Linked DNA regions of Homo sapiens: all the other regions are linked to region 2. A link is a loop called in an ENCODE intact Hi-C map of the cell type or tissue named here. Cell type or tissue: heart right ventricle. All regions are shown on one strand. Each heading gives the region's core, and the rest is flanking DNA. Links, peaks and the distances in the headings are about the cores only.

Region 1 (7,471 bases), core at 1,152-6,151, 490 kb after region 2:
TTCCAGTGACAAATGGATTCTGGAGATGAATGTGGGTGAGGGAACTACTAGTATCTTTTTCCGTTAACCAGTTTCATTTGAATTCACTATTGCATGACTTGATCAACATTTTGAAAAACAGAGAATAAAGTTCTGAGGTCACAGATTTTAGGAAGCATAATTTTCTTAGAAATGGAATAGAAAAACCTCAGAACACAGGACCCTGGCAGGAGGATTGGACAGTGGGATGACACAAAAGCTATAACCTAGTGATTCTCAGTGGGGGTGACGTTATCTCTGGGAATATCTGGCAATGGCTGCAGACACTTTCAATTATCATGGCTGAGCGCTCCTGGTATCCAGTGCAGAGAGGCCAGGGATACTGCTAAAGATCCTACAAGAGCCAGGACGGCCCCCACAATAAAGAATTACCTGTCCCCAGATGTTGACAGTGCCACTCTTGAGAAACCCTGTTATAAATGGGCCCCAATGCACCGCAATTACATGTACACATTCTCTTCCTCCTATGAACTGTCTTTTGTATTTTGCATGTAATGCTTACCAAACATTATGGGAGCATCATCTGCATGCCAGGTGCAGTACTGTGGGTAAGCGGGAGGTTAAAAAATGACTGAGACCAGTGAGGAAGACGCGCATCTACACAGCTCTCTCATCTAGTGCATTTAGATTCATGTCTCCCCTTTCCTAGGCGGAAAGCCTCCTGGTAGAAAGTGTATCCTTTAGACTCTCACAGCATCAGCCGCGATGCCTAATGGTAGCCTTTGTTCTCAGCAAATGCCTGTCATACATTCAGGAGTGGGGTCGGAAACAAGGCAAACTTCCCTGTAGGACCTGTACTATGGTTCAGTACGGGAGAGTTCACGTGGTCCTTGTGCTGTTTCTATTCCTCTTCTCATCCGGGTAGCCTCCCACTCCATAGGACAGACATTTCAGTAGCTGAGATGGACTCAAAGGTGACTAAGAGAGGCCGGAGCTCATCCTCTTGCACAGTAGTGATTATTCATGGCTGACCAGGAGATTTCTGAAGAAAAGCCTCCACATCTGGCCTCAGGAAGCCCTGCTCAGGAGGGCAATTCTTGCTTGAGGGTGTCCTGGCAAGGGAGCTTTGGAGCAGGAAAATCATCTGGTCATCAGAGTTCAATCATTCTTACCACCCTTGATGGCACTTTGAACCACACCAGCTCAGTGGACTGTGAAGGTTTGTTTCATAGAAGAATTTGGGGCCAGGCGCAGTGGCTCACGCCTGTAATCCCAGCACTTTGGGAGGCCGAGGCGGGCCGATCATGAGGTCAGGAGATTGAGACCATCCTGGCTAACACGGTGAAACCCCCTAAAAAATACAAAAAAAAAAAAAAATTAGCCTGGCGTGGCGGTGGGCGCCTGTACTCCCAGCTACTCGGGAGGCTGAGGCAGGAGAATGGCATGAACCCGGGAGGCAGAGCTTGCAGTGAGCCGAGATCGTGCTCCAGCCTGGGCAACAGAGCAAGACTCTGTCTCAAAAAAAAAAAAAAAAAAAAAAAGGAAATTTGGGCTGGAGGGTGATGGAAAAGCCAGAAGGTACGAACTCTACTCAAGGCATAAAATTTGAAGGCTGCCTGGGCCTGCCCTAACTCCACCCCAGCCCATTTATGGATATGTCCCCATTTCTGCTTCATTGGAACAAGAATGCCAGGACAGTTTCTTTGCTGATGGGCTTCTAGCATAATATATCTCTTTACTATCACAGATTTATATTCCTCATAGTCTACACCAAAGAGCCCAGGGTGGAGTGGAAGATGCTGCAGAGTTATTGCAAGGGGGTCTGTGACCCGTGCAACAAGCCCTGCCTGTAGAGCAAATATATCTTGCCTTACGCATGTACGTTCTACTATTTTTCAAATGCATATTTCACACTTCTATGTTCTACTGTTTTTCAAATATATATAAATACTACTGTGATTACAATAAAGGGATTGATTACAAAGTGTGGAATTCAGAGTGAATTGTCATTCCTCTGCTACTCTTGCCTCAAACCACAACCAATGTCAAATCAGTCGCCTAGCTTGCTTCCGATTTCTTCCTACTTCCACCTCTTCAGTCAAGAACCAGGCCTTGTCAGTTACTCCTTCACAGTCTCACATATGTGTCCTTTCTTCAGCCTTTGTCACCCAACGCTAGCCCTTATCACTCCTCCACTCACGGGGACCAGGGCTGCCCACGTGGTCCCGAGGCCTGAATCCAGAGCGTCCCTCCCACTGCCACCAAGTACATCTTCCTACTGGCCCACACAAGTCCTTGGTGTCAAAATATTTAGGGCTTCCAGTCTCCTTAACCTGATATCCCACCTGCTTTACAGTGTGGCATGAAGAACTATCTCTTGAACACAAAACAAGTCACCTTATCATTTACATTGTCTAATATTTAAAAAACAACTTTTAAAAACCAGTTTTGTGGCCAGGCATGGTGGCTCACGCCTGTAATCCCAGCACTTTGGGAGGCCGAGGCGCGTCATGAGGTCAGGAGTTTGAGACCAGCCTGGCCAACACATCGAAACCGCGTTTCTTCTAAAAATACAAAAATTAGCTGGGCATGGTGGCGGATGCCTGTAATCCCAGCTGCTAGGGAGGCTGAGGCAGGAGAATTGCTTGAACCCAGGAGGCAGATGTTGCAGTTAGCCAAGATTGCACCACTGAACTCCAGCTCCGGCAGCAGAGTGAGACTCTGTCTCAAAAAAAAAAAAAATCAGTTTTGTGTTCCATTAAAATACATTAAGTCGGGTGTGGTAGCATGTGTCTGTAATCCCAGCACTTTAGGAGGCTGAGGCAGGAGGATCCCTTGAGGCCAGGAGTTGGAGACCAGCCTGGACAACATAGCGAGACCCTGTCTCAAAAAAAAAAAAAAAATAGGACAGCAACTGAGACTTAATAAAAATGTCTTCCATGTATTTTTTCTAAAACCAGTTAATTTATATTTGTGGAATAATTTTGTGCTCACTAAACATGTACATACAACGCTATTATGGACTTCAATGAACAGAAAGCTTTTTCCATTGTTTCCAGATCACTCTTTCTCTCTCTTTTTTTTTTTTTTTTTTTTGAGACGGAGTCTGGCTCTGTAACCCAGGCTGGAGTGCAGTGGCGCCATCTCGGCTCACTGCAAGCTCCGCCTCCCGGGTTCACGCCATTCTCCTGCCTCAGCCTCCAGAGTAGCTGGGACTACAGGCTCCTGCCACCACGCCTGGCTAATTATTTTTGTATTTTTAGTAGAGACGGGGTTTCACTGTGTTAGCCAGGATGGTCTTAATCTCCTGACCTCATGATCTGCCCACCTCGGCCTCCCAAAGTGCTGGGATTACAGGTATGAGCCACCGCGCCCAGCCTCTCTCTTTTTTTTAAAGAACAGGTGTTCGCCAGGCACGGTGGCTCACGCCTGTAATCCCAGGACTTTGGGAGGCCAAGGCGGGCGGATCACGAGGTCAGGAGTTCGAAACCAGCCTGGCCAACATGGTGAAACCCCGTCTCTACTAAAAAAATGAAAATTAGCCGGGCGTGGTGGCATGTGTCTGTAATCCCAGCTACTCAGGAGGCTGAGGCAGGAGAATCACTTGAACCCGGGAGGCAGAGGTTGCAGTGAGCCAAGATCGCGCCACTGCACTCCAGCCTGGGCGACAGAGCGAGACTCTGTCTCAAAACAACAACAAAAAACAAACAAACAACAACAACAACAACAACAAAAACAGGTGTTCACCTCTTATTCCCTTGAAATAAGTTGTTGAAAAATCCTGTTGTTCTACACAGCCCTGCTCACCAAACAGTGTGAGAGCTGTGGGCTTGGTTTACCGCCCGCAGGTTCTGATCCCACGTCTTCTTTGCCCTGGTTGGAGAAGGGATGTGAGGAGCGGAGAAGCCGTGGCCCAAACAGGACCTGCTGGCTCCCTCTTGTGGAGAATAGGGAGAAAACATGCGGGAAGAAAAGGGGCTCTGTATATCGGCGAATACTATTTTACTGAAACAACCCCGGGAAATGTGATCTGAAAAATATGGTCTGAGACAGAGTTGTATTTTGCTGTGTATTGCAAAAGGGATTGGAAGTCACTGGGTGGGGGAGTATAAATTGAATAACTAGAATACGCAGAAGATTAAAAAAATTTTAGCCCATCATTTTGTTGTTGGCCCAGAGTAAACCTCTCTCCCAGGGCAATTCATAAGGAACAAACTGGCTTGGGGATCTCTTTTCCCCCCTCTTTCCCTTCTCGTGGTGGGAGGAGGAACAGAATTACCCAAAGGGGTGCCGCGGCTGAGGTGTATGTTCCTGGCAGGGATAAGGCACGGGCGCCTTGGCTCACCCAACAGTCCGGGCAGGCCTCCAGGGTCCTGCGTGTGGACACCAAATACCAAAAACCAACTGAATTGTATGCTTTAAAGTGATGGATTTTATGGTATGCAAATTACATCTCAATTTTAGAAAGGAAATATTTTATTGAGCCAGTTGTTAACTTGATTTAAAAATTGTATTCAGACACATGGTACAACACGTGGGCCTCATTTGTACTCTTGCCCCTGGGGTCCTGCAAATGTCACCAAGGAGTCTGCACATCGAGGTGTGAAATGGCAGTGGGTGCTTTGTCAACTCAGATTTTCAAGGAACCTGGAGCTTAGCAGTTGAGGTGGAGAGTGGTAGGAAATAAGGCTGGATCATAGACAAGGCCAGGTCCTGGAGGGCTTATGAACTGTGAGATGAACTCAGCCTTTATTGGAGGTGAGTGGGATGGACAGGTCTTAGTTGTAGGTTGGCAGTGAGGAATCTTTTTTTTTTTTGAGATGCAGTCTCACTCTGTCACCCAGGCTGGAGTGCAGTGGTGTGATTTTGGCTCACTGCAACTTCTGCCTCCCGGGTTCAAGTGATTCTTCTGCCTCACCCTCCTGAGTAGCTGGGACTACAGGTGCATGCCACCACAGCTGGCTAATTTTTGTAATTTTAGTAGAGTCGGGGTTTCACCATATTAAGCCAGGCTGGTCTTGAACTCCTGACCTCGTGATCTGCCCGCCTCGGCCTCCCAAAGTGCTGGGATTACAGATGTAAGCCACCACGCCTGGCTGATTTTGCATTTTCAAATAAACAGCCATACCTTTTTACTTTCCACTCTAGCAGCTGGTGGGGAGGACAGATCTGAGAGGGACCGTTCTGGAGTCATCGAGGGCAGTCGGCTGTTGCATTCATCTAGGAGAGAGGTGTGCCAGGCCTGAACCCTAAGGCAGTGACAGTAGAAATAAGGCAGAGGAGAGGGCAGGTCATGGAAATGCTTAGCCATAAACTCAGAGGCATGGGGATAGTGGTGGAGTGTGTGGAAGAGAAGGTGGGGGAAGAGTCAAAGGTGACTCATCATTGTGGGTAGTGGTGGCAAAAGTGGGCAGGCTTGGGGCATGTGGAGGGAGAGGACCTGCTGACTGAGAAAATGACCAGTGGGTGTTAGATAAGAAGAGGTCAAGCCCGGAGGCTGGGGTGTGGAGTCTTCATCATATCCTACTCAACCACAAGTTGGGTGAAGATGAACTCTCGTGGTGCTTGAGGGGAAGGATGAGGTTGGTCCCTTGGGAAACACCAGTGTCATCTAGAGCAAGAAGTGGGAGACCCAGCCTGCCGCAGAGTGTTCTAAGAAGGGCGTGGTCAGTGGACCAGATGCCATAAGACCATCAAGGAGAATCAGGAGGTACAAGCCCTGGATTTAGTGACAGTGATGATGATGAGTGCCTTTTGCCAGCTGGTACATTTCAGCGGGATGTTGCATGAAACAGCCGGGTCTCAGTGGGCAAGGAACAAGTGTGAGGCCAGGAAGTGGAGGCAGAGAGTGCAGTCGACTGCAAAGGGCATGACTCCGAGCAGCAGAAGGATGGGTTGAGGGAGGGCTTTTTTTTTTTTTTTTTTTTTTAAAGATCAGAAAGCACCTGCAGGATTCAAACCCCAGCACAGGGAGTTAGAGAGACAGAAAGTCTGGCATGAGGAAGTAACCACTTGAGCCAAAGCTGACCCAAGGGAGGGCTTCATCTAAGGGAGAAGAGGAGGTGGTTACATCATTGCGTTTTATTTATTTATTTGCTTTTTTTTTTTTTGAGACGGAGTCTTGCTCTGTTGCCCAGGCTGGAGTGTAGTGGCGTGATCTCAGCTCACTGCAACCTCTGCCTCCCTCCTCAGCCTCCCAAGTAGCTGGGATTAAAAGCATGCACCACCACGCCCAGCTAATTTTTGTAGTTTTAGTACAGACAGGGTTTCACCATGTTGGCCAGGCTGGTCTTGAACTCTTGACCTTAAGTGACCCACCTGCCTCGGCCCCCCAAAGTGCTGGGATTACAGGCGTGAGCCACCGTGCCAGGTCTTATTTGCTATTTTTAATAAAAATATTAATGTACGTGGTAAAAAAATCAAACACTACAGCAAATGTATAAAATGAAAAGTAAAATTCTGTACTTTTCAGACTCCCTCGTCTCTCCTTGTCCAAAGGTAACAGTTATGATCAATTTCTTATATATTCATCCAGAAAAAATTTTATACATATGGAATTCTCTTTAAAGATGAGAGAGATTTGGCTGACTTTAAATACTGATGGAAAAGAGCTATATAGAGAAAACGGTGAAGACAGACGGAAGGCTGATGGGAGAGAACTGGTAGCCAGCTCACTCCCGGGGGTGGGGAAGGAACCCAGGGGAGGGGAGAGAAGAGGCCTGGCTTGGTGGTGGAAATGCAGGTTTTTGCTGGGACTGGAGGGAAGGGCAGGGAGCAGGGATGGTGGAAGTGAGGTCAAAGTGTGCAAAACCATGATTTATGATGTCAGCGGTGGGGTGATTCAGGAAGATGGTGTAGGTGTGGCAGAGGCCATGAACATGGGTGGATGGAGTGGAGGTGAAAGTCATGGTGGTTGGGGATCGTTGAGCCCGGGATGTTGGATGAGTTCTTCACACGGATATTAAAATCTCTTAAGATGATGGTGGGTGCCAAAGTTCTCAATGGAGGTAAAGCATAGTCTGGAAAGAGGAATGTCAGAAGAGAAAAAGCCAAGGATGGAAGCTAACGTCCTGGAAGCAACTGGGAGCAGGAAGCAACTGGGAGCAGGAAGCATATCTTCTCTGTCTTCTTGCCTTGGGTCCTGGGCATGTGGGACAATAAGCAGCCTCTCCTTGCGGAAGCAGGAGGTGGATGGTGCATTTAGCAGAAAGGCTGAGAAGCAGAGGGGGTTGTCTTCACGGGAACAAGGTCTCCAGGGTGTTCCAGGTGGGGAAAGGGCCTTGGGGAAGTGGGGTGGCTATCAGTGGCCCAAGGAACCGGCTGGGGGAGGCAGCCAGCAGGAAGGAGAAAACGTGGGATGGGGTGGATAGGATGTGTGGGAGGACTATGGATGAAGTAATGGGCCTCAGTGCTCCCATCTTTGATGCCTATAGTTTTGGCAGCTGCTGAGCTCTCTCGGCCAGGTGGCATGACAGTCACCCCAGAGCCCATG
Region 2 (7,471 bases), core at 1,477-6,476:
AGGATTGCTTGAGTTCAGGAGTTTGAGACCAGTCCGGGCAACATAGCGAGGCCTCGTCTCTTAAAAAAAAATAAATGAATAAAAATAAAAACTGTCAGTATAGTAAAAGCAGTGGTCTGTGGAAATGCACCCATGTGGTCCAGGTACAGCCTCTTCTGACAGTGACTTTTGTTATAAGGAAGGTGTTTTTCTGCTTTGCTCTTTAGTGAGAAAAAAGGTGCTGTTGATTGACATATTCAGCCCTCAGCATCCTTGTACATTGAGCTTTGTTACACATGGACACTCTGCTGACTGCTGAGGAGGCCAGAGAGCTTGGGGTTGAGGGGAGGAGTAGCTGGGACTCAGTCAAGCTCCTTGTAGATGTGACTTACATCTCTTTAAAGGCTATCTAGGTTGGGCGCAGTGGCTCACGCCTGTAATCCCAGCACTTTGGGAGGCCGAGGCAGGAGGATCACATAAGGTCAGGAGTTCGAGACCAGCCTGGCCAACATGGTGAAACCCTGTCTCTACTAAAAATACTAAAATTAGCCAGGCGTGGTGGTGGGTGCCTGTAATCCCAACTACTCAGGAGACTGAGGCAGGAGAATTGCTTGAACCTGGGAGGTGGAGGTTGCAGTGAGATAGCACCACTGCACTCCAGCCTGGGCAACACAGCAAGACTCCATCTCAAATTAAAAAAAAGAAAAAAAAGGGCTACCTAAAGACCTTGCCTTGTAAATGAGAACATTGGCCTTGCTGGGAGGCTGTCTGGTAGCCCTGGTCAGTCAGCCAACAGATAAGTGAGTGAGAAGGCGAGGGAACAGACAGCCAAGCAGCCTAGCCCACAGCCCTCCCTACCGCATTGATCTACAGGGACCCACTGGCTCCTCCTAGGGCCCTGGGAGATTCCTTCTGTTCTTTTGACTCTAAGCAAAACTTCCAGAAGCAGCCCTGGGGAGAAAAGAAGGGGCTCCCGGTGCCCAAGGATCCTGGGGATGGCCTCGGCCCATGGCCAAGCCACAGCAGACACAGTCTACCCTCCGTAGCTTTGAGTCTTTTCTTCATTTTCACTTTACTTTGATTTTACCTGCAGAGAAGGGGGACAAAGTGCTCAGAGTGACCTATCCCACAGTGAAAGACAGGGCTGGTGTGGGGGACTGTGGGGCTCCAGGGGGACTTCCCAGCAGGGCAGGAGCAGGTGGAGCAGCAGTTGCTCTTTGCTGCTGGCCTCCCAGTCTCAGGCCTCCAGCCACAGTTTTCCTGGCACCCACGCCACCCTGAAGCAGGCCTCAGTCACCTTTTGTGACTGGCCCCTTTGTTGGCTTCCCCTACGTGTCTTTACCTCCTTTCATGTGACCTCCCATGCCTGCTTGGCCTCTGCCTTTAAGCTCCTTTATTCCATAAATCTAGTTCCCCCAGAGTTCTTCCAGCAAGCTCTGCTGGGTCCTGCCTTCTGTTTCCTTGTGGACAGTTTCATGTTATTGGAGAAAGAGCAGCATGGAAAGCCTCTTTGGTTCTCTGGGCAGGTTCTGCCACTGTGTGTTCATGGCAATTATCACTTATTCCTGTGGCCTCCTGTGAAAACAGGTTTGGAGGTTTTGGCCCTGAACTCATAGGGCTTGCTCAGTCTAGCAACACCTGGCCTCTGTGGCTGGCACAGGTGACTGTGCGCTCAGGTAAGAGACGAGCCCTTGCCAGAACAGAGCTCCCTGGGCAAAGTTGGTATAAATGAGATTGTTTCAAAGGGAGCTCACGACTTAAAGAGTCCTGGCCAGGTGCGGTGACTCCCGCCTGTAAGCCCAACACTTTGGGAGGCCGAGGCAGGCAGGTCACTTGAGGCCGGGAGTTCGAGAGCAGCCTGGCCAACATGGTTAAACCCCGTATCTACTAAAAATAGAAAAATTAGCGGGGATGGTGGCACGCACCTGGAGTCCCAGCTGCTTTGGAGGCTAAGCCAGGAGAATTGCTTGAACCCGGGAGGCAGAGGTTGCAATGAGCCAAGATCTCGCTGCTGTACTCCAACCTGGGCGACAGAGTGAGACTCCATCTCAAAAAAAAAAAAAAAAAAAGAGGCGGGGCGTGATGGCTTATATCTGTAAACCCAGCACTCTGGGAGGCCTAGGCGGGTGGATTGCCTAAGCTCAGGAGTTCGAGACCAGCCTTGGCAACATATCGAAACCCTGTCCCTACTAAAAATACAAAAAATGAACCACGCATGGTGGTGCACGCCTGTAATCCCAGCCATTTGGGAGGCTGAGGCACAAGAATCCCTTGAACCCGGGAGGCAGAGGTTGTAGTGAGCCAAGATCGTGCCACTGCACTCCAGCCTGGGCGACAGAGCGAGACTCTATCTCAAAAAAAAAAATAGTCCTAGGGGAGGTCCTTTTTTGTTGAAAGGAGGATTGCTCTCTAGTTGATCATTCATCTGTTTGAGGGGTTTAGTCAAGAGCAAGAGCAGAGCCTCACCCCTCCCACAGTTCCCAGTCCTCCTCTCTCCATCTTGGACAGAAGTGAGTGGGAGGAAGCCCGGCAGCTGTGACAGGAGTGTCCTAGGGTGATGCAGCATATACGAAGAAGGGTCAGATGTCCAGGCTTAGAGTTTGTGTTACCACATGCATGATTTGTGGGCGTATTTTTACTGTAGGGCAAGAGTAAGCCAAGCCTACATCACTCCTAATTATATCTGGTGGATCATACAGCCTCTTCAGGTTCTGGAAACTAACAGAATTTTAATAGCAAAGTCCAGATGGTCCCTAGAATATCCTGAAGCTTATGTGGCTTGTCTCTTGGTTTGACAAAGGACAAGGCAGTTCTGTTGTGTACAGACCTTTCTCAGAGGGTAAGGTTGAGTTCACTGTCTGTGCTCTGATGTCTCCTGTCATTCAGTCCAACCTCCTGGCACTTCCTTCATTTGGGAGGCGACGGGGGCCTGTGCCCCATCATGGAGCTGCTAGCCTCCAGGAGCACTGTAAAATGTGTGATCCGAGAACGGGAGGCCCCACATTAGGAAATTGTTTAAAGCTGATGACCTGGGAGACTGTGTGGGTCCAAGACAACAAGCGCTATTCACCAGTCTGAGAAGGATAAGCTGCCTCTTATTAGAAGTGCAACCTGAATCTATCGCCCCCACCCCTACCCCAGAGGGTTAGGAGGAATGATGTGTAAAATCTCGGATCTATGGAAATGAAGACCAGACCTTCATGCAGTGTTACAGATGGCCACCGGCCAGATGCAGACAGGGTTGAGTCCTAGGAATCCAAAACTTGTGCGTTTATCATAGCCTGGGCCAGTGTTTTCTTCGGCATGATTGCTGTTTTAAAAGAGGTTTGTCTTCAGTCATTACTTCAGGAAGTTTTCCCCTATTATTTTTATCCCAACTGATTTCTCCCTTTCGTTGCATTTTGGTAACATTTCATAGACAGTTTTGAATGCATTATAGATTGGTTTTTATTTTCTTTCACATGTGTCTGTCTTGGTTCTCATAATAAACTTGTATAATAGGGGGGAAAAGCATGATTTGTCAGGCAGATTAATAAGATTATGAAGGGACTGTTTATCCAGTCTAAGAAAGTAACTACCTTCATTCCGTCTTTACAGACGTACAATTTCCTTGAAAATCATTGAATTTCAGATCTTCTTACCTGGTTGCTGAAGGGACTTTGGCCACACTACTAACCTAGTTTAGGTTTGTGTGTATCCTTGTAAGTTACTTAGGGATGTCAACTGAATAGTTTGTAATAGCTCACCACTCCCTATCTCTCCAGGCTAAATAGATACCTTCTTTTTTGAATAATGAGGTCCAGACAAGATGAATAAAAAGTACATGATCAAAACAAAGGGATAATTTGTTTGCACCCCTCCCTTGCCCCATCATCATCTTATTCCAGCACCTTGTCTCAAGATCGCACCCTTTAGTGAGAGGTGTGGGGAATCTCTAGCCATTGAGAGAGTTTTTAGAAATCGAGCAAGAGGCCGGGCGTGGTGGCTCACACCTGTAATCCCAGCACTTTGGGAGGCCGAGGCAGGCAGATCACGATGTCAGGAGATCGAGACCATCCTGGCTAATGTGGTGAAACCCCATCTCTACTAAAAATACAAAAAATTAGCTGGGTGCGGTGGTGGGCGCCTGTAGTCCCAGCTACTCGGGAGGCTGAGGCAGGAGAATGGCGTGAACCCGGGAGGTGGAGCTTGCAGTGAGCTGAGATAGCGCCACTGCAGTCCAGCCTTGGCGAAAAAGCGAGACTCCGTCTCAAAAAAAAAAAAAAAAAGAAATGGAGCAAGAAGTAGCAATTGGGAATTATGGGCTATACCCAGCCTTCACCCTGGTTTTTCTAGCTCACGGGCGCAGCTGTTCCCCTACTTATGAAAACAAAACTTGCCTGTAAACGTCTTCATGTGCAGTTTCTTAATGAGCCACAAGGTGAGGATGTGGCTCCGTAAGATCTCTGTCTCAGCAAGATTTGTCACTCTTCTCTTTGTCCCTCCACCAGTCTTCTCTCTCTTCTGCTTTGTGGCTTAACTGTTTGATCACTTATTCCCCAGTTGGCTCATAAACAGCTTGGGCTCTGGAGTTGGGCAGTCCTGGACTTGTCTCACTCAGAGGCTTCGTTTCCCCATCTGTGACGTGAGGATTAAAGACCCTGGCTCCCGTGGGAACTGGCCCTCACATGTGCTGGTGGAGTGTAGAGTGATACCACTCAGCAGAGGGCCACTTGGCAGTGTGTGCAAAAGCACCCTTCGCCTCAGCAGCTCTACTTCTGCAATTCATGCTGAGGATGTGCCAGCACAAATGTGTGTGCATAGTGACTCATCATAGCATTGTTTGGACTAGCAAAAAAGACTAGAAATAACCCAAATGTCCACTAATAAGGGACTGGTGAAATAAACTAGTGCGTCCTTACACCAGAATACAGTACTGGTCAGTAATGAAAAAGAGGAAGCTGTCTTTGTACGGTAAGTCCTCACTTGATGTCGTCAGTAAGTTCTTGGAAACCGTGACTCTGCCACTTGAAAGGACATATAACGAAACCAATTTTACCATAGTCTAATTGATATAAATAAGAGTTAAGCTCCTATGGCATATTTCTGGTCATGAAAGCATCACCAAACTTCTAAGTAAAGACTAAAACACTTTTAAATTAAATAGTGAAATAAATGTGAGCTGTACATACATTTATGAAAGATGAATAAAAACAAGTAAGATGAGCCAGGCGTGGTGGCTCATGCCTGTAATCCCAGCACTTTGGGAGGCCAACTAGGGCGGATCATTTGAGGTCAGGAGTTCCAGATCAGCCTGGCCAACATGGTGAAACCCCATACAAAAATTAGTCAGGCATGGTGGTGAGTGTCTGTAGTCCCAGCTACTCAGAAGGCTGAAGCAGGAGAATTGCTTGAAGCCAGGGGCCGGAGGTTGCAGTGAGCCAAGATCACGCCACTGCACTCCAGCCTAGGTGACAAACCGAGACTTCATCTTAAAAAAAAAAAAAAAAACACAAGATTATGATTTACCTGCTTACTCAAATGGGTTCAAGTTCGCAGGTAGCTGGAGCCTGTCCCAGCAGCTGAGGGTGTAAGGAGGGAACCAATCATGGGCAGGACTTCATCCCATGGCAGGGCACGCTCACTCATCTACCCACACTCAGACCAGGACCATGTAGTCAGCCCCATTCACCTAAGTATATGTTTTCAGGATGTGGGAGGAAACCCGAGTATCCAGATGAACTGGATATCATCCAGGCAGACATGGGGAGAATGTGCACACTCCATACAGACAGTGACCTCAGTCAGGAATCAGGGTTTCTTATCAATGATATAATGAAAAGACATTGGACCGGCTGGGCGGTGTGGCTTACACCTGTAATCCTAGCACTTTGGGAGGCTGAGGCGGGTGGATCACGAGGTCAGAAGTTCAAGACCAGCCTGGCCAAGATGGCGAAACCCCGTCTCTATTAAAAATACAAAAATTGGCCAGGCACGGTGGCTCACGCCTGTAATCCCAGCACTTTGGGAGGCTGAGGCGGGTGGATCATAAGGTCAGAATTTCAAGACCAGCCTGGCCAGGATGGTGAAACCCCATCTCTACTAAAAATATAAAAATTAGCCAGGTGTGGTGGTGGGTGCCTGTAATCCCAGCTACTCGGGAGGCTGAGGCAGAGAATTGCTTGAACCCAGGAGGCAGAGGTTGCAGTGAGCCGAGATCACACCACTGCACACCAGCCTGGAAGACAGAGTGAGACTCTGTCTCAAAAAAAAAAAAAAAAAAAATATATATATATATATATATATACACACACAAAAAAAAATTAGCTGGGCATGGTGGCACATGCCTGTAATCCCAGCTGCTTGGGAGGCTGAGGCAGGAGAATTGCTTGAACCAGGGAGGCGGAGGTTGCAGTGAACTGAGATCGCACCAGTGCACTCCAGCCTGGGCAACAGAGTGAGACTCTGTCTCAAAAAAAAAAAAGATATCGTACCAAGTGATGTTACTGAAGGACCTGCTGTATTGCTTAGGAATGAGCCCCTAGATATTTTTTGTAGAGAAAAGAAAACCAAGGTTCTGAATAGTATGACCTATACAGTTTGCTACTTTTATGTAAAAAAAAAAAGGGAGGGAAGGATAAGCCTGGTACAGTGGCTTATGCCTATAATCCCAGCACTTTGGGAGGTGGGTGGATTGCCTGAGGTCAGGAGTTCAAGACCAGCCTGGCTAACATGGTGAAACCCCATCTCTACTAAAAATATAAAAAAATTAGCCAGGCATGGTGGCGCACGCCTGTAGTCCCAGCTAGCCGGGAGGCTGAGGTAGGAGAATCGCTTGAACCCGGGAGGTGGAGGTTGCAGTGAGCTGAGATCACACCGCTGAACTCTATCTAGCCTGGGTGATGGAGCAAGACTCAGTTTCTGGGGGAACAAAAGTGGGGGAAGGATGAACATAGATATTTGCATCAGGAAACAAGGGTCATACACAAAACTAGTAAGGCTGGTTCCCTGATTTTGTGGGAGTATCTAGTAGTAAATATTTTGTTTGATTTGTATTTAAAAATGGGCTGCTTTTTCTCCCATTTGGCTCCTTTGTCCTTCCTTGTAAGGTGACCTGTTACACTGATTCTGTCCATGCCTCCCCATGACACTAATGACAACAGCCAACACTTAGTGTCCATACCATGCCAGGCACTGTCATAGATGTTCTGCCTGCCCTGGCTCATTTTGGCAAAGGAATGGGGGACAAGGGCGGAGAGAGACTTACATCTGCTGTGCATTTTACATTTGAGCTGTATATTACCTTTCAAAAATAATTTTCTGATTAGTTCCTGCCCCACCTGGTGGTTGTGGGAACTAGACGAGCGTCCGTGCGAAGGGCATGCTCTTCTCCAGGGTCACTTCTGAATCAGGCTGGAGCCTGGCATGCCCCATCAGGCAGAGTAGGGAAGGGCCCTCTTGGATTCCAGTGCAAGGCGTCCTCAGTGTGTGCAGTGCCCATCTAGGTGGTATT
Region 3 (7,471 bases), core at 1,152-6,151, 120 kb after region 2:
TGACGAGTTAATGGGTGCAGCACACCAGCATGGCACATGTATACATATGTAACTAGCCTGCACATTGTGCACATTACCCTAAAACTTAAAGTATAAAAAAAAAAGGTGTAAATATTAAGTCCAAAATTCTACTTTAAAAATCTCATTGGTCATTTTTGGAGAATGCTAGAAAACCAACTCATTATTTTGAAAATTAAATAAAAGGAAGGAATCAAACACTTCTGAAAAGTCGACTATGGGTATGAGAGAAAACTTTGTAGTTTTTTAAATGAAAACTGGAAGGCTGGACCTCATTACTTTGCATCCTTGAACATTAATTAGGATACAGACCATTCTGTCCTATGCTGTTAATAGTTTATTGAATTCTATAAAGTACTAGAATAGGGAAGAATGCTTTTATTGTACTTTTAACAGATTTTTCCTGCAGATTCATCACCTCAGGTAGCCATGCAATAACTGTTAATAGATTATAACAAAGATAGAGAAAGAGGCCTCATTGTAAATAAACAAAGCATTTTAGTCTGTTCTAACAGATTGCAACCTATTAATCATTTGTGTTAGCTTTCCAGGGAAACCTCCATTTAAATATGGATTTATCTGCTTCACAAGTTTCATTAAGGGTCATTATTCTTATATATTTATATTAATAATTGCAGGAGAGAAAAATATTACAGCATTTTTTTTTTTTTTTAGATGGAGTTTTGCTGTTGTTGCCCAGGCTGGAGTGCAATGGTGCCATCTTGGCTCACTGCCACCTCTGCCTCCCGGGTTCAAGTGATTCTCTTGCCTCAGCCTCTCGAGTAGCTGGGATTACAGGCATGCGCCACCACACCCAGCTAATCTTGTATTTTTATTTTTTATTATTTTTATTTATTTACTTAATTTTTTTTTTTTTGAGATGGAGTTTTGCTGTTGTTGCCCAGGCTGGAGTGCAATAGTGCGATCTCGGCTCACCGCAACCTCCGCCTCCCAGGTTCAAGCTATTCTCCTGCCTCAGCCTCCTGAGTAGCTGGGATTACAGGCATGCATCACTACGCCCGGCTAATTTTGTATTTTTAGTAGAGATGGGGTTTCTCCATGTTGGTCAGGCTGGTCTCGAACTCCTGACCTCAGGTGATCCGCCTGCCTCGGCCTCCCAAAGTACTGGGATTACAGGCATGAGCCACCGCACCTGGCTAATTTTGTATTTTTAGTAGAAACGAGGTTTCTCCATGTTGGTCAGGTTGGTCTTGAACACGGGACCTCAGGTGATCCGCCCACCTTGGGCTCCCAAAGTGCTGGGATTACAGGCATGAGCCACCACTCCTAGCAATATACTCTTTATAACCTCACTACAACCACCTCAGATAGGCATTATTATTCACACTTTAAGCATGGAGAAACTGAAGCTCAGGGAAGTTAGGTAACTTGTGCCAGGTCACACAGCAAGTTAAGTACTGGAGCTGGGTTTGGAAACTGAACATTATGTCTCTAGGGCTGAACACTTACCTATTAAGCTATTATCTCAACTGCAAGTTTGATCATAAGACAGAATATTTACTTACTAATTAAGATGTACAAATGGGTAGGTTAGAGATTTTGGCTTTAGTCCTTACTCTGATATTTTAGCCAACTTTCTTCGTGACTCATTTTTTTTTTAACCTGTCAAATGGGAAAATAGCACTTACCTATTGTATGCAACCTATTTTTACCTATCTTTATTATTATGATAATAGATGTTAAAGTACTTTGAAAAGACAAATACTATACAAATGTAAAGTGCTACTACGATTATTTTTCTAAATAACAGAGGGCACTACACCTGTCTTCTGTCTTGGTGGGGTCAAGGTCTAGATTGACATTCTAATTCAACAAACATTTCCTTCTTTCTTTCTTTCTTTCTTCTTTTTTTTTTTTTTTTTTTTTTTTTTTTTTGAGACAGGGTCTCAGTCTGTCACCCAGGCTGGCTGGAATGCAGTGGCGCAATCTCAGCTCACTGCAGCCTCAACAGCCCAGGCTCCAGAGATCTTCCCACCTCAGCTTCCTGAGTAGCTGGGGGTTACAGTAGCTTCCCGAGTAGCACCCGGATAATTTTTTTTTTTTTTGAGACGGAGTCTCGCTCTGGAGGCTCTGTCGCCCTGGCTGGAGTGCAGTGGCATGATCTCTGCTCACTGCAACCTCCACCTCCTAGGTTTAAGCGATTCTCCCTTCTCAGCCTCCTGAGGAGCTGGGACTACAGACGAGTGCCACCACGCCCGGCTAATTTTTGTATTTTTAGTAGAGATGGGGTTTCACCATGTTGGCCAGGCTGGTCTCAAACTCCTGACCCTGTGATCCACCCGCCTCGGCCTCCCACGTGCTGGAATTACAGGCGTGAGCCGCCGCGCCTGGCCGCACCCGGCTAATTTTTTCAATTATTTGTAGAGGCGGTGTTTCGCCATGTTGCTCAGGCTGGTCTCAAACTCCTGGGGTCAAGCTACCTGCCCGCCTCAGCCTCCCAAAGTGCTGGGATTATAGGCGTGAGCCCCCACGCCTGGCCAACAAACACTTAAGTGTCTTCTATGAACCTAGCAAGTGCTTGGCACTGCTTCTGTTGAGTGCACAGCCCCAAGCGGAAGACAAACATTAAATACGCAATTATACAAATATGATAAAGTTTTATATTGTGTCTTGAAGGAAATAAACCCCTTGTTAGGAAAGAGAATGAGAGAGTGGACTTGGAGGAAATGACTTTTTCTCCACTGGGAGAGGGAAGAGTGGAAAACATGGAGAGGGGAGTGCTGTGCATGAGTCATGGTGGGAGAGATACCAGCCCAAGGTTGGGTCACTCAGGGCCTTGGGGGCTCTGTATTGGGCTTTGTACTTTATCCCAAGTGCAACAGAAAATCCTTTTTTTTTTTTTAACTTTTTTTTTTTTCTACTCTTGTTGCCCAAGCGGCAGTGCTGCAGTGGCGCAATCTCGGCTCACTGCAACGTCTGCCTCCTGGGTTCAAGCGATTCCCCTGTCTCCCAAGTAGCTGGGATTGCAGGCGCCCACCACCGCACCCAGCTAATTTTTGTATTTTTAGCAGAGACGGGGTTCACCATGTTGGCCAGGCTGGTCTGGAACCCCTGACCTCAAATGATCCGCCCACCTCGGCCTCCCAAAGTGCTGGGATTACAGACGTGAGCCACCGCGCCCGGCCAGAAAATCCTAAGGGGTTAGGAGCTGAGGCCTAGAATGGTCAAAGAGTTGGAGGTGTTTGCAAAAGTGATTTCATTGATGACCCGTGATGTCTGGGTTGAAAAGGGGAGAGTGAAGAGAGGAGGGGACTGCAGGATGGAGAGAAAGCAGCAGGGCTTGGACTGAAGAGCTTGCTAAGCTGAAAGGACTGTTGCTGCGGGGGTTACTTGAGAGCACGGAAGGAGAGGAGAGCGTGTTTGAATGAGTGAGGAAGGCTGTGAAGTTTCTGGTCCATGTTGTGATCACGGGAGTGGGTGGTGGTAACAGAGCAGAAGGAAGTGTAGCTGGGAATGTGAAGTGAGAAAGCTAAAAGGCCAGAATGGCTTGACAGAACCAGAGAGCAAGTTCCAATTCACGGGAGGCTCAAGCGCCTGGGTTTTGTACAGGGCTGACCCCTGCTGGTAAATTCTGGTAGAAGCCCAGGAAGCCACGCTGCTCGCTTAGGAGAACCTGAGAAGTGTGGTAACAGCGGTCACAGGCAGCAAAGGAAGAGGGCTGTTTTTCCTTAGACATAACATTTTCATTTTTGAAATGTCTCTGCCAGTTTTAGGCTTAGAATGTCCTCACAACTAAAGCATTCTTTGTAAATAATCCCCAACTCATGTTATCAAATGATGAAAATGCAATGTATGAATAATAGGGAGAAAAATTTCTCCGTGAATTGTCTTTTCACTTTCTTAGTAAACATATATGTAATAAAATGCACACATCTCAACTGTAGAGCTAGATGAAACTGTAGAAATGTATAAGCCCATTACGTAACAAATGTAATCATCACCCAGATTAAGTTAGAGCATATTCCAGTAGATCTCCCCAAAACCTCCCTCTTGTCCACTCACTACTTACCCTACTATCTTGACTTCTAACAGCATAGATTAGTTTTGCCTGTTGTTGAAAGTCATATAAATGGAATCAAACTGTATGCATTCTTTTGTATTTTGTTTCTTTTCTTTTTCTTTTTTTTTTTTTTTTTTTTTTTTGAGATGGAGTCTCGCTCTGTCGCCCAGGCTGGAGTGCAGTGGCGCAATCTCAGCTGACTACAACCTGCACCTCCCGGGTTCAAGTGATTCTCCTGCCTCAGCCTCCCAAGTAGCTGGGATTACAGGCGCATGCCACCATGCCCAGCTAATTTTTTGTATTTTTAGTAGAGATGGGGTTTCACCGTGTTAGCCAGGATGGTCCTGATCTCCTGACCTTGTGATCCGCCCGCCTCAGCCTCCCAAAGTGCTGGGATTACAGGCGTGAGCCACTATGCCCTGCCTGTATTTTGTTTCTTTGACTTAACATATGCCTGTGAAATTTACCCACATTGTGGTAGTAGTTCATTCTTTTTTAAAAAATTGCATTAAAAAATATGCTACCATTATTTATCCATTCTTTTTTTTTTTTTTTTTTGAGACGAGGTCTTGCTGTGTCACCCAGGCTGGAGGGCAGTGGTGGGATCTCAGCTCACTGCAACCTCCACCTACCAGCCTCAAGCAATCCTCCCACCTAAGCCTCCCAAGTAGTAGCTGAGACTACAAGTGTGCACCATCACAACTGGCTAATTTTTGTGGGTTTTTTTGGCTAGAGATGGGGTTTTGCCATGTTGCCCAGGCTGGTCTTAAACTTCTGGGCTCAAGCAATTCTCCCAGCTCAGCCTCCCAAAGTGCTAGGGTTACAGATGTGAGCCACTGTGCCAGGCCCACTATTTATCCATTTCTATTACTGATTAAAATTTGGATTGTTTCCAGATTATGACTATTATGCTCCTATGGCCATCCATCCATATGTCTTCTGTTAATTGTATGTGTGTGTATATGTATATATGTATTGTGTATGTATATGTATACACACATACATATGTGTACAGATATGTATGTCTATATACACACATACACACACATGCACACATATACACACACACATATGTTTGGTTAGTTGCCAGGTCACTTTAAGTAGGCAACAGAAAGGACCTCAAGAGAACTCCTTGGAGAATCTGACTTGAGGTCCTTAGAGTTTGTGTAGTACAGAGATGAGTTCTGAAAACATTCTCCAGGCCAAAGTGGCCAGAGGTGGCAGAGTAGAGAGGGCTGTGTTAGATGTGGACTACACGCCCTCTGAGGACAGGGCAAAGTACGGGTGGTTCTTATGGACCAAATGTGGATCCTGGGTCCCTCTTGGATCCTTCCCTAGAAAGACCATGGGATCCCAAAAGAGAGGTGGCCTGAAAGATGACAGGGAGCGGTCAAAATGGCAGTCAGATGAGAGGCATTACCAGGAATCTCTGAGGGACTCAAGGAGGGGAAGCCCTGGGATCTCCATCCCCTAGGGGGTACCTTCATGGGGTACCTGTCAGTAAGATCTTTCTGTCCCTTCCTGTCCCAGAAGAGGAGCTGGAGACAACATAGTGAGGGCCGGGGAAGAGGAGGACAGCCACAGTGGGAAAAGAGGACCAGAAGCTATCCATGACTTCTCCCCGACTGTCGGCTTCCCAGCCTGAAGCAGCTCAGAGCTGGGAGACTGACAGAAGCTCCAAATCAGGTAAGGATGTGGAGTTGTGATTAAGACACTAATCTAACTATTTAATTACTAAAATATCCCTGATAAAATCTTCTGCCCCAAAACTTGCTTCCCCTGCTGAATTCCTCACTTCACCTAATTGCAACTCCATCCCTCCAGTTGCTCAGGTCCGCAGCCATCAAGTGATCCTTCTGTTTTCATTCACATCCCATATTCCATGCATGAGAAAATCCTGCCGTCTCTACTTCAGTATGCTTCATGTTCTGAAATGGGAGAGTGGTCGAGTAAGTTTTTGGTGTTTACTGTATTTTGGATGTCCTGAATTATTCATTGTTGGCCAACATTCAGGAACTAAGCATTAGTACAGCTTGTAGATTTTCTGATTTCCTTATTTATTTATTTATTGAGACAGGAATCTTATTCTGTCACCTAGGCTGCAGTGCAGTGGCATGATCTCAGCTCACTGCAGCTTCAACCTCCTGAGCTCAAGCAATCCTCCTGCCTCAGCCTCCCCAGTAGCCGGGACTACAGGCATGGGCCATCAATGCCTGGTTAATTTTTTGAGGAGATGGGGTTTTGCCGTGTTTGCCCAGGCTGGTGTTGAACTCCTGGACTCAAGTGATCTGCCCACCTCAGCCTCCCAAAGTGTTGGGATTGAGCCACAGGAGTGAGGCACTGTACCCGTCCTCATTTTCTTTAATCTATTGGTTTACTTAAGTTTTTTCCCTTGAATTTGAAAATATTTCCCGATGTTCGTAGGTTTTCTAAGTTTACAAAGAAATGCTCTGTCCCTCTGTAGTACACACATGTGCCACTAAAGGCTAAATCTTCAAAATAAAGAGCCAAACCCAAGGAGGTAACTAATAACTCACTGAAGTGAAGTGATTATGGTTGCTACTAATTCACATCCCACATAATTCAATACAAAGAAATTGTTGGGATTGCATGCATGTGGGCTTCTGGATGGTGACCTGTGCATCTGTTCCTCTTGCCTGCTCAAACATCTTTCTTCCTAGAAGAAGACAGGGTCTAGACATCAGTAAGTTGGCAAAATGGGCCATTCCAACACTTGCTTCCCACAGAAACATCAATTTGAACAACTGTCCATGCATGAAAATACCTTCACAAGCACTAAGGATACCAGGTGAGAGATTACAGCACCCGAATGTAGTGCAGAAATAAGAAAAGACTCCTGTAATCCCAGCACTTTGGGAGGCAGAGGCAGGTGGATCACGAGGTCAGGAGATCGAGACCATCCTGGCTAACATGGTGAAACCCCATCTCTACTAAAAATACAAAAAATTAGCTGGGCATGGTGGTGGGCACCTGTAGTCCCAGCTACTCAGGAGGCTGAGGCAGAAGGATGGCGTGAACCTGGGAGGCAGAGGTTGCAGTGAACCAAGATGGCGCCACTGCACTCCAGCCTGGGCGACAGAGTGAGACTCTGTCTCAAAAAAAAAAAAAAAAGAAAAAAGAAAAAGAAATAAGAAAAGACATATTGAGGAGGGTAGGAAGGACAGTTTTGCATGATCCACATCACCCCTGCCTCAACCTCAGTCAGCATAGTGTGGCCAGGTATACCCTCCACTTAGGGGAAGGAGAGGGAAATAAGCAACAAACTTTGTCTCAGACCTCAACACTTGGGTTGGGTTGTTGGGTGACAGAGTGAGAATTGTCTCTACAAAGTAATAAAAAATTAGTCAAGTGTGGTGGCATGTGCCTGTAGTCCTAGCTACTCTGCAGGCTGAGGCAGGAGAATCGCTTGAG

The links. Peaks named below come from ENCODE experiments on the same cell type or tissue, not always from the same donor. Only the 100,000 strongest peaks of a DNase experiment are listed, where the experiment ranks them.
Region 1: it touches region 2 in a loop (4-fold over the local background); 15 of 110 quality-filtered maps call a loop at or near these places.
Region 3: it touches region 2 in a loop (8-fold over the local background); 74 of 110 quality-filtered maps call a loop at or near these places.

What each region holds. Positions count from the first base shown.
Region 1 is chr2:65,549,526-65,556,996 of GRCh38, forward strand. It overlaps the pseudogene VTRNA2-2P. Among named protein-coding and RNA genes, the nearest start is that of LINC03050, 49 kb to the right of the region's middle. In heart right ventricle, for the core only: CTCF peaks have their summits at 3,929 (motif pointing left) and 4,130; a DNase peak (open chromatin) is centred at 3,836.
Region 2 is chr2:65,060,504-65,067,974 of GRCh38, forward strand. All of the region lies in intron 1 of CEP68 (centrosomal protein 68), which reads left to right. Among named protein-coding and RNA genes, the nearest start is that of CEP68, 7.8 kb to the left of the region's middle. RefSeq lists enhancers at 678-1,179, 7,065-7,471. In heart right ventricle, for the core only: CTCF peaks have their summits at 4,392 and 4,593; DNase peaks (open chromatin) are centred at 2,988 and 4,648; H3K27ac peaks cover 4,172 bases.
Region 3 is chr2:65,183,845-65,191,315 of GRCh38, forward strand. LOC124907779 (a long non-coding RNA gene) reads right to left here. Exons shown (of 2, transcript XR_007086461.1): 2 at 5,746-5,967. Among named protein-coding and RNA genes, the nearest start is that of ACTR2, 40 kb to the right of the region's middle. In heart right ventricle, for the core only: CTCF peaks have their summits at 3,609 (motif pointing left) and 3,815; a DNase peak (open chromatin) is centred at 3,597.